Linked DNA regions of Homo sapiens: region 1 is linked to region 2. Evidence: chromatin loops called from intact Hi-C (ENCODE). Cell type or tissue: OCI-LY7. All regions are shown on one strand.

Region 1 (2,500 bases), 62 kb before region 2:
TGCTTGTTAAATAAACTTTTAAATTTTAGAATAGTTTTAGATATACAGAAAAGTTGCAAAGAGTGCCTGAAGTTCTCCCATATGATACCTCCTGCCAGGCTGTTGTTAACATGTTAATCACCATGGTACATTGTAGTGTGTTAATTGTAACCAAAATTGATACATTATTCACCAAATTCCATGTTTTATTCACATTTCCCTAGTTTTTAACCTAATTGTCTTTTTCTGTTCTGGGATTCTATCCAGGATACCATGTTATGTGTATTTGTCATATCTCCCTAGGCTCCTTGTGGTTGTGAGTTTCTCAGAATTTCCTTGTTTTTGATGACCTTGACAGTGTTTAGAGACAGAATCAATTTTTATTTTATCTTATTTATTTATTTTTTTTGAGACAAGGTCTTGCTATGTTGCCTACACTGGTCTCAAACTCTTGGACTCAAGCAATTAGCCTGCCTCAGCCTCCCAAAGTGCTGGGATTTCAGGCGTGAGCCACCATGCCTGGCCTGTCTTATTTATTTAGTCATTTATATCAATATGGACTCAATGGTTTTTTTGTTGTTGTTGTTATTTGGGTTATAATTGTCAAAGTTGAGTCAAATATAGAGACAATTCTCTGTTTTATTTGGGAAGCAAGAATTGCAGTTCTGGGCATATACACAGACTGGATGGTCTTCCATATGTCTGAAGAACAAAGAAGGTTGGAGGTTTTATAAAAAGCAGAAATGTTACCCATTGTTTTGAGAGACAGTTCATTGGTACTAGTAATGTTTCGAGGAGCTGGCAAGCTCTGATTGGTGAGTGTAAAACTATTCTTAGACTCACAGCAGCTTGTTTCAGTAGCTATTAGATAAAACTGGTTTCAGGTCACAATAGGCAGTTTCAGCAGCTGGACTTGCGGAGAATTACCTTCCTGTGGCAGTGTTACGTGCCCAGGGTGCTCTGTCCCTGCTTGGCTTCTTGATTCTGTTTTAGTTGGATATGACAGGAATAACCCAATCCATATGATCAACTTTTATGTAATCCAGTACTAGGGTATTCATTGTGTTGCTCAGATTGTTCCAGCTTTGGCCACTGGGGGCTCTTTCAGTTAGCTCGTGTTCCTCTGACATACCTCCATTATTGTGGGTTGTTTGATTTTTGAGTACTTCCTTATTGGCACTGCAAGATACTCCAGGCTCATCTTGTGTATCTCCTATCCCAGCCCTAGAATCACCCATTTCTCCACAGAACCCTCATCCCTTTTATTGGAGTGTAGTCTTAGAAATCAAGATATGGGTGCCAAGTGGCTAAAGTTATTGTAATCTCAATTTATGTGTACTCAGCTGAGCAAAAGCAAAGCATCCAAATGGCAGCGGCAGCAAGAACTACCTGAGGATTTCTCTCCATTTGCCAGTTCTGTGTTTCCTTCTTGGGCTTTACCCACACAGTTTTCTAGTTGCAGACCTGTTGTGCACCTCATTCGGAGTTCTGTACCCGAAATTGTCTCTGTCACGGTGATGTCTTTATGCACAGGCACTCACTCTGAAGTCACTCACCCTCTCACCAGCTCATGGTGGAGATGCAGTAAAAAGATCTTGAATAAATGAGTTCTGCTAGTTCCTCTCTGAGTCCTGTAGTGGCTCTAGGTCAAAAGCAGTAAAACCTAACCAGAGGAAAAAACCAGAGGGGAAAATATTTTGGACACACGAGAAGCTATGTAGACAGGAAGCAAGTGGGAGCTCCTTGGAGAGGGGAGTTGCTTGAGACTGAAGTTCAGGGAAAGGACCAGGAGACTGGGTTGGTACTGGTTCCTGCGGGCTGGAGGGGGTGGAGTAGGGAGTGTTGTGAAAGTTTCAAGCACAGAGGACTGAATGGAAGCCTCACAATGCAACCTAAGGACTTTGGATTCTTGCTTTTGAGTACATGCACTGTGTGTGTGTGTGTGTGTGTGTGTGTGTGTGTGTGTGTGTGTGTGTGTAAATGGTGTAGTTTGTTGGCTGTCAGCCTTACTAGGAGGCTGGTTTGGAGCCTGTTGCCTTAGCTCTGTGGGGTGATGATGGGAATAGTGAAAAAGAGGGTGACAAAAGCAGAGAGTCTCAAAGAGGGGACAGAACTCAGTGACTGACCAGTTTGGTTGATGGTTGGAAAGAGGTGTCAGATACATCTGAGCTCCCAAGAATGGTGGTACCTGGAAGGGAGAGAAATCAGGAGGAGCCAGTTCTGAAGGGAATGTGGTCTCGGGTCTCAGTGGATACCAGGAGTTCAGGGGCGGGTGACTGGGTAACTTGGAAATACAGGACTGGGCCTTAGGAGTGTCATTAGGGCCAGGCCAAGAGGGGTTTTGGCATCATCTCCTGGATGGCCTTAGTGGATAAAACTGACAAGGCTGCAGAGTGGAGGGATATGCCAACACCCAGCCCTGGCTTGAACCTGTCCCTGTCCCTTGATGTTGGGAAGCAGAGATTCCCTGTCATGTCAGATGACTCAGAGGGGCCCTAGGATGCTGAGGCACCAAGTGAGG
Region 2 (2,500 bases):
TTTTACCTTTAAAACCTGGCAGCTGGGTGTTGTCGTACTCACTCTGAGAAAGGACCTAGTTCTGTTTCTCCCAGGAAGAGGAAGGGCCCGACCCAGGAAGCCCCTGGGTGCTGGGTTCTCATGTCAGCCCCTGGGTGCAGCTGGGAACTCCTGTCTTCTTATACAGGAGTCTTGTGGCTTTTCAGTTTTCACTTCACTATTACCTCTTATACAAATGAAGCCAGCCTACATCTTCATGATGCTTATTAATTTATGCTGATTTTAATAACACTGTTACCAAGGTCAGTTTTACCCCTGGGGGTGGGTACAAACCAAGATTTAATACAACTGAGTGACTTTTTCCACCAGATAATTAGATGACAGTTAGAAACCACGGTGTCTGCTGCCTGGGCTTCTCTACTGCTTCCCCAGGCTCATAACAGAGGCTCTGCAGTGGTGCTTCATTCAGAGGCACCTGCAGCCCCTCAAGAAATGCTGCTGCCTCAGAGCCTGTGACCCATGGGGCTCAGGGGCTATGGCTGGGCCCTGCTGGAGGTGTCAGGCTCTGCTGGTGGCATCTGACAGGAGGAAGCACTGAGGACATTCCCCGATGTCCAGGCTGAGGCCTCTCAACTTCCCCCTGGGGGTCCTTTTCCCTGGGGGTACTTTAGGTACAAGGGAGGGAGGAGGGCATCTAGGGACGGTTGCTGCTGCTCCTGCCTCCTTAATGGAGCAGACCCATGCTACTTCTGTGGAAGTGGCCTCTCAGCCTCCCCTCCCTGCCTTTTCTCTACTGGGGACTCTTTCAAGGCCTGATCTTTCCCATAACGGGACAAGTAAAGTACTTAGGGGTTGAGTCTAGCGGGGCAGAGGAAGAGGAATGGGAGGGGAGAGGCCTTTGGCTTTACCAAGGAGCTGCCCCCAAGGCCTGCTCCTTGGTAAATCCCAACCCAGGTGTTTTGGGTTGAACCTTGTTCCTGGGGAACTTTCTGCGTTCCTGGGTTCCCTCTGAGGACCCTCCATAGCCCAATCTGGGCCTGGTCACCCCTTGCCGTCTCCCCCCTGCTCCCCATATACAAGACTGTCCCTGAAGCAGGGAGGGGATGGAGCGGGGAGGGTTACAGGCAGAAGGAGTGTCCCTGCCTGGAGACTGTGAGGGGCTAAATCCCAGGCAGAGAGGACCCAGCCTCCCAATCCTCCTACCCTTGCAGAACCCAGCTCCATGGGGGCTCAGCCTCTGCAGAGGTGATCCTGCTCTTCTAATGTCCAGAGTGACTGTTGCTCAGCAGTTACCAGCAGTTCCTGGCCAGGGCCACAAGACTCCACCCTTACGCTCTCATGGCATCTTCAGTTTAGCCCATGACCCCAGCTCTGGGTAGGTCCGGGTCTGGGGTGGGGGCCTAATGCAAAGTCCAAGGGCTATACCTAGGATACTGCCTCCTGGGGCTGCCCCTAGGCTTCATGTCTACACCTCCATCCTGCCGCCCTCATGTGGCTGCCTGGTTTTTAAAACTAGGTAGTTGAGCACACATGCTTGTATTTTCCTCATCATCCTAAACAGCACCTCTTTGAAATTTGCCTTTTCTTGCCCCTGCCATGTATATCCCATGCATAAGTCCCAGGTATCATCATTAAAACATGACTTGTGAGAATACAGGGCAAGTATAGGGTAGTGCTTTTCTCTTGGCCTGGGCAGAGGGTATGTATTTGTTGAAGGGTACACAGCCACCTCCTTACACAGAAGTAGATCTACATACAGCACATTTTATATATGTACTCTAAATATTGGGGGCCTGGGAAGAATCCTTTTTTTTTTTCCACTGTTTTTGGAGTCAGGGTCTTGCTCTGTCACCCAGGCTGGAGTGCACTGGCACCGTCATAACTCACTACAGCCTCAAACTCCTGGGCTCAGTTGACCCTCCTGCCTCAGCCTCCTAAGTAGCCAGAACCACAAGCACAAGCCACCATGCCTAGCTAATTTTTAAATTTTTTTAAAAGGTGGGGTCTCACGATGTTGCCCAGGCTGATCTTGAACTCCCAGGCTCAAGCAATCCACCCACCTTGGCCTACCAAAGTGCTAGGATTATAGGCCACCATGCTTGGCTGAATTGATTTTTTAAAATCCTATTTTGAGATTGTCTTTTTAAGATGAAATGGTCTTAGAAGGCAGCTATTCATTTGGAAGAGTGATTGCAGATTGGAAAGTAGTGTGCACATCATGCTGTGGAATGACTCCTGTTGTGCCCCACGAGCTTGAGTGCGGTCTGCTGCATGGGCTTCTGGCACATCCATTGTTTTTTACTGTGGCGTGTGGGCTTGTGGTGGTGGTGTTTCTTTCCGGGGTGCTTTGGTTTTCGGTTTTTGCATGTTTGCCACATAATCCAGCAAGGGAAGGGGTAGTGGTGGTTTCTTGATGAACCACTTTGGGACTTCCCTGGGAAGGGGCCAATGGGGAAGATTCTCAGCCCTGACCAAGGTGACTGTCATCTCCAGGGGAAGTGATGGAGGATGTGGTGAGAGG

The links. Hi-C counts contacts between places; a loop is a spot of excess contacts. Peaks named below come from ENCODE experiments on the same cell type or tissue, not always from the same donor. Only the 100,000 strongest peaks of a DNase experiment are listed, where the experiment ranks them.
Region 1: a loop joins it to region 2, with 2.9 times the contacts of the local background. A loop is called at or near these places in 3 of 110 quality-filtered maps.

Annotation. Positions count from the first base shown.
Region 1 is chr2:98,487,028-98,489,527 of GRCh38, forward strand. All of the region lies in intron 1 of INPP4A (inositol polyphosphate-4-phosphatase type I A), which reads left to right. Among named protein-coding and RNA genes, the nearest start is that of INPP4A, 43 kb to the left of the region's middle. RefSeq lists an enhancer at 956-1,035. In OCI-LY7, CTCF peaks have their summits at 1,071 and 1,272; a DNase peak (open chromatin) is centred at 1,094.
Region 2 is chr2:98,549,166-98,551,665 of GRCh38, forward strand. All of the region lies in intron 13 of INPP4A (inositol polyphosphate-4-phosphatase type I A), which reads left to right. Among named protein-coding and RNA genes, the nearest start is that of COA5, 58 kb to the right of the region's middle. In OCI-LY7, CTCF peaks have their summits at 1,452 (motif pointing left) and 1,671; DNase peaks (open chromatin) are centred at 136 and 386; H3K4me3 peaks cover 469 bases; H3K27ac peaks cover 1,344 bases.